2 separate regions of the Homo sapiens genome follow, and region 2 is linked to region 1. A link is a loop called in an ENCODE intact Hi-C map of the cell type or tissue named here. Cell type or tissue: chondrocyte. All regions are shown on one strand. Each heading gives the region's core, and the rest is flanking DNA. Links, peaks and the distances in the headings are about the cores only.

The links. A loop is a pair of places that touch in the nucleus more often than their neighbours do. Peaks named below come from ENCODE experiments on the same cell type or tissue, not always from the same donor. Only the 100,000 strongest peaks of a DNase experiment are listed, where the experiment ranks them.
Region 2: a loop joins it to region 1, with 2.0 times the contacts of the local background. A loop is called at or near these places in 1 of 110 quality-filtered maps.

What each region holds. Positions count from the first base shown.
Region 1 is chr5:52,406,786-52,412,747 of GRCh38, forward strand. No RefSeq gene overlaps it. Among named protein-coding and RNA genes, the nearest start is that of ITGA1, 380 kb to the right of the region's middle. In chondrocyte, for the core only: no CTCF peak of the experiment used is centred there; a DNase peak (open chromatin) is centred at 3,275.
Region 2 is chr5:52,471,543-52,477,504 of GRCh38, forward strand. No RefSeq gene overlaps it. Among named protein-coding and RNA genes, the nearest start is that of ITGA1, 310 kb to the right of the region's middle. In chondrocyte, for the core only: no CTCF peak of the experiment used is centred there; no DNase peak of the experiment used is centred there.

The DNA of each region.
Region 1 (5,962 bases), core at 284-5,283:
TAGAAATCTGGTCTGGAAACATAGGTATGTGAGTCACCAGAATATAGATGGCAATTATGGGCCAGAAAACTTAATCCTGCCACCTTCATGCTTAGTCCAAGCTATGTCTTATGTCCACTCCAAACTAGATGCACAAATATTTGAGACCTTTTATTTTGCTACTTACCCTTGCTCAGTTGGATTCTTATCACCAAATTAATGCAAGCTTTTTTATGAATTCCTAAGAAGGAAGTAACCATTGTTAATTCTCTTAAGGGAATCTTAGCATTTGACTCAGTAAAGCATGTAAAAGTGACCTGCTGATTCTTTTACATGAATGTCTCTTCACCACTTCAGACCCAACATGCTCCTCATCTAAGTGTATAGTTTTCCCTAAACACAGGGTCCTCTTCTGGATGCCTTGTCTCTGTTTATATTATCACGCTATCCTCTGTCTCACCCATACTTGAAACCTTTGAGTTTTAGACAATAAAGCTTAGTCTAATCAATAATTGCAATTAAAAAGTATGGAGCAAGGATGGCAGATTATTTTGTTTAACCCTATCAAAATGTTCTATAAAATATGAAAGAGCATTTCTAATAATACTGTTGTTCTCTGAATTCAAAATTTCACCAGTTTTCACTGATTGCAAAAGTCCATAATGTCTCTATGAAATGCTAAACTGCATGGGACAAAATAACAGCTAATGGCTAAAGAATATTGAATGTATAAACAAGGAATACTGGAGCCTCATAAAAGCATGATTATAAAACATGAGCCAATTGACTTCATCTATCCACTCCCATGCAAAGAGTTGTTAATCATTAAACTATGAAAATAATATCATTGTCATTTTCAATTAAAAGTGTATCCATTATTTTGGACCCTGCAGTGTCTGTAAGATGTAATTTTATTTTTCTCTGAGTGTATGCACAATCCAAATATATTTTGTCTGATTCAGCCTTCTTAAGTGAGATAATATTTCTTACTTAACTACTTGAAGACCTTCTGGGGGTCTGAAAACTCATTATGATAAATTAACATAAGTGGCTCATGGCTTAGGTAAGGCAAACAAAAATCTAGTGTATGTACATATATGTATAAATTCATACACACACAGACACATATATGTGAACACCACACATTGAATGATAAAGGCTAAATTAAATATTCCACTTCAAAGTATATCTCCTAGAAACTCTCCTGGAACCTAGTATTTCAGTCTTTATAATGGTGTCATGGCTCAGAAACTGATTATAAAGATATGATAATTCAGGAAATTAAGGAATGCATGCCAGCTACACTCTCAGCAGGTATTCCTTCCAACAGAACAACTAGCACAGCTGGTCGGCTCAGCCCAAGTGCAGACACAGCACCGGGTCCCACTTCAAAATCACTCCTCAGCATATCAGCGATTTCACATTTCAATCTTAGCAAAATAGTCTTTTAAGAAAAGTGTTCCTTTTAAGGTATTATTTCAACTCTGTGCTGGAATATGGAAGGGTCTTATAAGAAATATAACGACTTCTCTCATTTCACAATATGAATTAAACAACAAGCTGAAATTTTCAACTGTTTTTAATTCAAGATGATTAGTCAGTAATATAAGTCAAGCTTATAATAGGATTTCTTTTATTGTATCAATTTTCTTCTTTGCAAAATGAACATAAAAATTTTTTTTACCAAAATTTGCCCCCCAAAAATCATTAGATGCTAATGACTGCTTATTTCTCTTCTCTTCTGGTTTTTATTAGCTTCAAAAATAATTTTATTGTGCACTTTAGCTGTGTTCTTAAACATTTTGACAATAAACAACTTACCCATTAGGAACTAAGTCAATTAGATGATGTTTAAGGCAATATTTATTCTGAAATGTTATGATTCAAAGATTATTTAATTAAACAACTCATCCCATAGAATCTTCAAGTATTTTTCCCATCAAACTGAGATAGTAGCTATTCATAAGTTAAAAAACTCGCCTAGACCTGAATTTCACCACCAATCTTAGATAGAGGAACTATTTGATGGTGAGATGGCAATAGAAAGGATATTTTTAAAAAAGGCTTAGGTCAGCTACACATAGCCTAATCCACAAAAAACTGGGTTAACTCTAAAGAGTAGAAATCTAAATTGGCATTTCTTATAATTTTTAATAAATAAATATGGAATTTTTTTTAATTCTTAGTATATGAAAGTACACAAACCTGCCAGTGTTCCTATAAAGTATTTAAACTCAAAAACTTAAACTCTGGGGATATATGTCTTCTTTCTTACCACCACTCAGATTTATCTCCATTGAGGTAAAGATAGCTATAGCAAAAGAACACTTAGTTTTAAAATATGACTGCCTCTTGGTATGATACTGTGTATCTTAATTTTAATTAATCTCTTCAGTTATCAATTTCTGTAAAATGGGCATAGTAATACTTCAAAGGGTTTTCATGAAAGTTAATGAAATAAGCATGTAAAGAACCTGGAGCAATGCCTAAAACCTGATATTAATGACTAACGTTTATTGAGCACATACTGTGTCATTTGGATTTACCAATTGTAGCAGATGGCTAGGATGAATCCCTTTACATACTTCCGGCACCCTGATTTTAGCTCAGCTTTCGATTGACAGTTCTGTACGCACTGCCAGGACCCCTATCAAGTTGCCATGATGTTTTTGCTTTGCACCACAAGGCTTTCCCTAGAGCCAAGGAAGACAGATCAGCCGTTTAGAGGTACAGCCCAGATGTGAGGGAAAGTTACCTCCCTGGGAAAACTTTCAACCAATGAGAAACATAACGTACTGGATGAAATCCCCAGCCTCCACTTTCTCTGGTGCTATGGTCCCCAACCTTTTTGGCACCAAAGACTGGTTTTGTGGAAGACAATTTTTCCATGGATGAGGTCAGCGGGAGATGGTTTCGGGATGATTCAAGTGCATTACATTTATTATGTACTTTACTTCTATTATTACTACATGATAACATACAATGAAATAATTCTACAACTCACAATAATTTAGAATCAGTGGGAGCCCTGAGTTTGTTCTCCTGCAACTAGACAGTCCCATCTGGGGGTGATGGGAGATAGTGACAGATCATCAGGCATTAGATTCTCATAAGGAGCTCACAACTGAGGTCCCTGGCATGTGCAGTTAATAATAGAGTTCGAGCTCCTATAGAATCTAATGACGCCGCTGATCTGACAGGAGGTGGAGCTCAGGTAGCAATGGGAGTGACGGAGAGCGACTGTGAATCCAGATGAAGCTTCACTGGCCTGGCGGCTGCTCACCTCCTGCTGTGAAGCCCAGCCCGATTCCTAACAAGACTTGGACAAGTATCAGTCCACGGCCTGGAGGTGGGGGACCCCTGCACTGGTGGGACAATTCTGAAGTACCTCTTAGAAGGCCACCTGGTATTATCAGTTGCTCATAGTAGCAAACATTTTATTAATTCATTCTCTACTGGCTTTACTCCCTTCCCTCTCTCCTTCATTCTTTTCTTTGGTTTTCTAAGATCATCTCTCAAATAAGCAAATACAGCCAGATTCCTAGGCTTTACCTTCTAAGTAACTCAACCTAAGACAAGTACTTAGCATGTGCCAGATACTGTTCTAAGTACTTTATATGATTAACACATCTAGCCCTCACAATAAAACTAAGATGTAGCTACTATTTTGAGTCTTATTTTATACATATGGAAACTTAAGATTAAGTACATTTCCTAAGGTTTCACAGCTAAAAAGTGACAAAGCTAGGATTCATATCCTGTATACCCAGTTACTTCATAATTTAAGTCACTACACCTCTTGCACTAAGTGCTCCATATTGTTAGAATTATGTTGGTGGCTTCTTAATAACTAAGATAACTGAGTGCCAAACAAGACATACTGAATCAGAAACTGACAGCAAAGGCTGAGATTACAGTGCTCATTAAGCTCCCCAAATGATTCTTATGCACACTAAAGGTGCACAGACTGGCTAATGTAAGCTATTATTTTGAAGGTACAGGTGAACATTCTTAACATCAACCAGAAGTGGCAATTAGCAGATTTGCCTGGCTTCCACTAAATATATTTAATATATAGCTGTATTAAAAGTTTGCATAAAGAAGCTACCTGTAACCCCAAACTTAAGCTGTATCATAAGAAAAAGAAAAGGCAGTGGCCCCATAACAGATTAAAACAACCAATTAGCCATTGTTTGGGGCAGAAGGGAATAATTGTTAGTCACAAGCATCCTGACCACAACTTGAAATCACCATGGGCTACCAGGGAGAGAAGATGAGAGGAAACACTCAATAAACAGACCCAATAAATTAAGGAACATAGAAGATGATAGCGTCTGGAAAATGCCCTAGTGTAGACCCATCATTCCCTGATGATGCTCAATGAAGGTAGTAATTAGATTAGGTAATAACCACAGCTCTCTGAGTCTTTAGCTACTTGAATTGCTTTAGGAATAACTTTATGCTACCTAGATTTGCCACCTTTATTTTAAGTTAGGAATCAGAAACTCATTTTTTCTTGATTACAGTGAATGTCAAGGAAGTTATAAAGATACTGTAAACCCAACCAGAGTCCTCCTCTGCCCTTGCTGAAAAGTCCATAATTGAACATGTGTAAGCTAAGCACTAGGCAAACACCGTCTTATTTAAATTAGACCTGTGAAGTCAGTAACGTTCTCTAGACTATATGGATAGTGGGATTTTAAATAACTTGCCCAGCTGCAGTGTAGTATACGAAAGTAGAGCCAAGATTTGCATTCAAAGCTAGTAAGTGATTTTTACTTCTCCTGCTCCTTTAGCAGAATTTGACATTAAATTTTTTTGAGGAACTCTGTTCCCTTGGCTGTTGTGATTACATCTTTTCTTGTTTCCTCCTACCTCGCCAGCTTCTCCATTACAGTTTAAGGTTTGGATAGTGTTCAAAATAAACTGTCTCCCTTTCAGGCCTATTCCTGTCTCACCCTACTACACATTCTCAGCTATGCCATCAAAATCAATTACAATCTGCATCACAATGATATATGAGATTTATATCTCTAAACCCTACCTATTCTTCAATACCTAGGCTCATAAATATTCAGGTGCCTACCTGGCATCTCTCTTTGGGCATTGCAATCACAATTGAAACTCAGTGTGCTCTCGGCTGGGTGCGGTGGCTCATGCCTGTAATCCCAGCGCTTTGGGAGGTCAAGGTGGGTGAATAACTTGAGGTCAGGAATTCAAGACCAGCCTGGTCAATATGGTGAAACCCAGTATCTACTAAAAATACAAAAATTAGCTGGGCATGGTAGCACATGCCTGTAATCCCAGCTACTAGGGAGGCTGAGGCAGGAGAATCACTTGAACCCGGGAGGCGGAGGTTGTAGTGAGCCAAGATTGAGCCATTGCACTCCAGCATGGGCAACAGAGCGAGACTCCAGAGCAAGATTCTGTCTCAAAAAATAAAAAATAAAAATAAGGAAACTCAGTGTGCCCAAAACCAAACTTAAGATTCACCTGAAATGATAGTTATCCTCTGGTTTCCCTGCCTCAGTATATGTTACTACCACCATCTATCCAGTTACACCAGCCACAAAACCAGCAGTCATTCTCTACTTGTTTCTGTTTCTCTCAAACTGTTTTCATTAGTTCTAACTCCTATCTCTCTCTTGAAACTGCATCTTTATGTTCAGATCCATGACTATTTCTCTAGTCCAAGCTACCATTATTTTCCTTTGAATAGTCATTGCTAAAACTTCCTAATTGCTTTATAGCATTAACTGTGGCCTTTTCCTTCTGTTCTCTACATTGCAACCACAATCATCTGTTCAAAAAAATGAATTTGGTCAATTAGTAATTCTTTCATCTGTGCTTTCTCAGTTAAAAATCTTTCTCTATTAATCTTTCAGATAGCCCAAATGTTACTTCTTCACATACTCTTCCCTAAGCCCTCTAAATAGTTCAATTCTCCATGTTATAAGCTTTTATAGTTTAATGAACCAGTGTA
Region 2 (5,962 bases), core at 685-5,684, 65 kb after region 1:
GGAGAGAAGATACATCATTTCCCTCAAGATTTTCATGAAAATACATATTGAAACAAAAGGAGGGCCAGGGGTATGTACGAGCCTGCAGACAGTATGGTCCAGCAGAGTTAAGTTCCACCAAGGGGTTGAGATTAGGGGTTGCGCTAGTGTCAGTCTATCACTAAACAATGTTTGACCTTAGGCGAGTTACCTAATCTCTTCATGTCTCAGTTTTCTCAACCATGAAATGGGGGAAATAATACCCTGCACCTGCCTTTTTCAGCTCATAGGGCTGTGATGAGGATCAAATAAGAATTTGTAAGGAAATCCATTGCATTAAAGTGTTCTACATACACGTGGCTTATGGGGATCAGTCTCTTCTATTCTCCCCTAAATCCCTGACCCCTCCTTACTCCCCAGCCCCCATAAACTTTCTGTGAGAGAATCCAGCCCTCACAGTTAATTCTCTCATATAACACTAAATAATACTGCCTCTGCGCTAGTCAACTTTTTATACATTTTCACATTTCTGAAGTATTGAAGATGTTATTAGGCTCCACCCTCACTGGATATGTCAGTCCTCTTCTCTTTTTAGTAAACTTTCACCTGTCACCCAATATCCAGCTCCATTACTTTCCTGGGTCAAGTTTTTCCTCCAAAGCTACAGGAAAGCCCTCTCCTTGTGCTTCTTCAGATCTCTCCTCAGGTCTTTCTTATAGCACTTAAGAAGACCTCTTGAGCTTATTTATTTACTGGGCCTTCTGTTTCACTAGGCTCTCAGCACTTTGTCTTCATTCCTCTTTAAATAAATCTCCACCCAACCATTGCACATGGTCATGTACATAGTAGACACATGGTAAGACAGTTATTGAATAAGGAAATTGATATAAACTGCATTTCTATAGAGAAATCTTTGTAAAACATGCTGCAATTTCTGGAGAAAGTGCAACAACTTTCCACAGTTTTGCTGCGTGTGGTATAATGCATATGCTACTAAATTGCATGGTTTTCCAGTAGAGAACATCATTTGTGCCATATTTTAACTATATGCTAGCATCTTTTATAGTCAATTTCTCTAGTGTTTTATTTTTCAAAGCAAATGTAGTTCCTTAAACTTGCCAGTTTCATTTGTATTTTTGGATGGATCCCTTATAGAATTTTGCACACATTGATTCTGTTTGAGAACATTATGCTGAGCCCTAGTTTCAAAGTACCTATTACATGCCCTTTCAAAATTAAATAAAAAAGAATTCAAGGCTACATCAAAATTGTAAAGCTAAGAGTAAAAACATGTTGCTTATCTTGATCATTTTAACCTACCTAAAATGGTTGAATGTGGCCTAATACTTATGTTCCTCTTTGCTAGGAATCTTTCCACCATCAAGAGGGAGTAAGAGAAAATTTGTATCAGATAGTAGCTTGCAGTGCTAAAAGCAACACTTCCTCTTGTCACCTCCAATCATATGCTAGCTAGAATTTAATTTGGGTTCCTCTACTAGTTGTGTACTAAAGACAAGCAAGGGAAACATAGGCAGTCCCTCTTGCAAGAACAGAGTGGCTAAACTCCTTCACGTGTGATTTTCACTCTCTGTCATGATAGGACCCACATTGATCCTATCTACCAATCAGCAGAATATTCCAGGTACTCTCTCCTGAGATCTACTCCACCAAATGTAAGCTTTCTTTTGACAGTGCCCCACCATTTTATTAATAGATAACAATAATGCAGCCGTTTTGAACATCTCAGCTTAAGAACAGGTAGCAATTACCATATATATTGCCATGTTGCTGTAATGTTAGATATAGAGTTGTAATCTATAATTGTATAAAAAGTTTAGCCCTCCCAATTTGTTCCTTATTTTATTGAGCATACCTGGTTTCTACAAACAATCCTGTGTTTTAAATTCATCATGATCCAAACTTTTGCTTTGAGAAGAAAGAACGTTCCCAAAGAAATAACTGCTCAACTTTGAAATGTGAGCCCCCTTTTATTCTTTCTGACTTTAAGGATAGCATCTTCCTAAGTTGACCAGAAAACAAACTCCAGAATGAAAATAAATGTCAGATCTTAAGCCCGGTAGGAGCAATGTGATGCTACTTTAGCAATTTTTTAAAAAATAATTGTTAATTGACACACAATAACTATGCATATTTATGGGATACACAGTGATGTTGCAGTACATATAATGTATAGTGATCAGATCAGGGTAATTAGCATATCTATCATCTCAAATCTTTATTACTTCTTTGTGTTGAGAACATCCAATGTCTTTCTTCTAGCTATCTGAAACTATATAGTATATTATTGTTAACTATAGTCATCCTACAGTTCTAAAGAACACTATAACTTACTCCTCCTATCTTGCTGTAAATTTTAACAAATCTCCTCCCATCCTACCTTTTTTTCCTTCCCTTCCTACCCTCTAATATCCTCTGTTCTACTATTTACTTTGATAAAATCTACTTTTTCTAAGCTCCCACAAATAAATGAGAACATGCAGTGTTTAACTTTCTGTTCTGGGCTTATTTCACTTAGCATAGTGTTCTTCAAGTTAAAAGAGTGTGGTCAGTTAGTTGAGTTAACCTGGGGCCATGATAATACAAAATATAAATTTATCATTTGATCTCTTACGTAGTCACATTGCATTGCTTTCATATGAAATTAGGAAGAATACCCACTGATGTCTCTCAGTCTAAGATTTTCTCTTACTCACATTTTCATTCTGATATTGATGCTCCCTGAAATTTGTTCTAGCTCTGACTTTCCCAATATCAGATGCCTTAAATGATTTGAAGTTTTATAATGTGAGGTACAAAATACTGTTTTTGTCTTCTGTCTTTCCTCAGACTGTCTCTATTGCATGCTCTGTCTCATGGAATAACAAGGATCTTCTCTACCCCCAACCCTCCCCAACTTAGCGTGAAGACAATCTCAATATGATAAATCTAAGCATATGTGGATGCAAGAACTTATAAGTATCTTAATTGGTTGCAGAAATATTAATACTTGATATTGCCAACTGAAACATATTATTTTCCAATAAAACCCAATGAAATTTTATTGAGGATGATCAAAGAACATTTTCATTTTAATATCATTCAGGGCACTTTGGGTCCATAATACTATTATAGTTGCTGTGCATTGCAAACTCTGATTCTGTGCTCCTTTTCTTCCAAAATTATTTGTAAACTACTCAAGAACATAGGGTAATCTCAGAATTATAAGTTCTCCAACACTATCTTTTTATATGCTTATATTCATGTTTTCTCTTCAGCCTGGAAGAGCTGTATTTTGAAATTTCGGGGCAAACAAAAACTCCTCTGCTGAGCTTCCTCTCTCTCTCAAATATTACTTTATACATTATGAGATTTAGGATTATAAAGGTAAGAGCAGTAAATTGTGGGCGACCCTAAAAGGTTGGCAAACATGATTAAAATTTATTCAATCTAGAACAAAGACATAATTCTCCTCATTCATCCCAAAATGTGTATCTAATATAGACCACGAAAGGAGATGTAATTACTCCCTTGATGAAACTAACAATCTGGATAAAGAAATCACATAAATAAATTTAAAATTTAAAATTGTGACTATGACAAATAAAGAAGAGAGGTATATAGTAATGTGAGAGCACATAATAGAAATTTAACTTATATAAGAAGGTTTAAAAAAAGCATCCTTAAAGAATTAACACTTTGACCTGCTATCTGAAGGATAACCAACATTTATCTGAAAGAACTAAGGAGAGTTGCTCTGTTTAGGGACTAAGGTCCCAAAAGAAGGCCAATGTGGTTTAAGAAGATAGATGAGAGTGAGAAATGAATCAAGTTGAGTTTGGAAAAAAATGGTATAGGCCTTACAGCTAGTGCCTGGTAGGCAAGTTCAGGAATTTGGTGTTTATCCCAAGAATTATCAGAAACATTTGAAGAGTTTTAAGCAATGGGGGAAGCAGATGGCGTGATATGTTTTGGCTCTGCGTCCCCATCCAAATATAACCTTGAATCGTAATAACTCCCACATGTCAAGGGTGGGACCAGGTAGAGGTAATTGAATCATGGGGGCAGTTTATCCCATGCTGTTCTTGTGATAATGAGTGAGTCTCATGATATGATATCGGATGGTTTTACAAGCAGATGGCATTTCCCCTGCTTGCACTCATTCTCTCTCCTGCCACCCTGTGAAGAGGTGCCTTCTGTCATGATTGTAAGTTTCCTGAAGCTCCCCAGCCATGCAGAACTCAGAGTCAATTAAACATCTTTTCTTTATAAATTACCCAGTCTCGGGTATTTTTTCATAGCAGCATGAGAATTGGCTAATACATGGAGTATGAGGAGTGACAAAGAAAATAGCATACGATTAAATGGGTACTTCTGAAAACATTCTTCTGGCTGTATGAAAAGAGTAGATTTAAGAGTACAAGTAGATGAGGTGGGACAGTCAGCTGGCATCACAGAATCTGAAGCAGGGAAAATGGCAGGATGGATTAGCATAGGAACAGTGAATTCGAAGTGAAGTGACATTGAAGAGATACTTAGGAGATAGAGTTATCGGGACTTGGGCATGGAGGGACACTGGGTAGGTTTTATGGAGGGGTTTGAAAAGGACTCAAATTTCTGACAAGGTATTACATTTGAGTTCTATTTCTTGAGATACCTAATATTGAAAGAAGAATCAGATTTCAGGAGAAAGACTAAGAGTTAGGAGCTATCTGAGTAGTAGCAGCACAAAAATAATGATCTTTTACAAAGATAAATTAAGTATATATATGCAGGGTGAATTGGGTATTGTAATAATGGAAATAATAAAAGCAGGTAGAAAACTATTGTAGTAGTCTCTGTGCCAGACACCAAACAGAAAGCTCAAACCAAATAAATAAGTTTTTAAAAATTTTCTTTTTCATTATAAACCAAAATTTGAATGCATTTTGTAGATGATTTGCAAAGAGGAAGGCGGAAGAGACTATTTAGGCAAAGATTTATTAGAAATTAATTCTTACTTTTCTTTTGGAATAGGATTATCTTTTGTGGGAAATGGGATTCTAAAGTGCTTTATTGGATAATAGCCAATTTAAATTTTAGCAAATTAAAATATAAGGAATATTTTAGGCATAGAATGTAGTTTGAAGGCCAGGACAGAGAAAACTTTTCACAAGGCAGTACAAATTTTTTTCTGTTCCCTCTGTATTCCTAGGGTTATTGCCTTGTTCTTCTATTCTACCATCTTCTCCTCTCCTCCGCTGCTAGTTACTTCCAGTAGACTAGTGTTGCCTTATGATCAAATGTAAACGCATAGACAAAATGTGTTTATGCAGTGTACATAGTTAAGAGCTACCAAATATTCACCATTATATAAAATTACCGATATACTTTTAAGTTTAAAAACAAATTTGTGTTTTTAGGAAACATGGGAAAGGTTTTCCTTTCAATTAAAAAGCAAAACAGAGTAAGACATGAGAAACTGCCTTCTTCTGATTATTATAGGTCCATGTGAAATAGTGATATCTATAACTGTGATAATCACCTTGTAGTCATACGATCAAACTTGAGATCAAAGCCAACTGAGAATAGCAGAAAGGAAAGAGTTAAATAATATGGTCACTTAGTGACATAGTTTTGACACTGAATTTTAAAACCCTGTAATGTCTCATCTCCAGATTAATTTTTTTGAAAAATGATAAATTTCTTCCTGGTTTAAACCATTTCAGTTTACTTCTTATAAAAAGGTACTTTTCATCCCCTCCCTACAAACTTCAACTTTCCCATAGTGATTTTTTTTTTACCAATTTACCAACTTTTGAATAATAATATAAATGACTTTTAAATCCTTAAAAAATAACTCCCTTTAATCCAGATAAAATGTTTGTTTGATTACAAATGAGTATAAATGCACATGGAAGGCATATAATAAACTGTGACTTGTAAAATCCAAAATAACCCAGCGAACTCAACAACACAAACTTAGTCTCTAATCAGTAGTGAATTG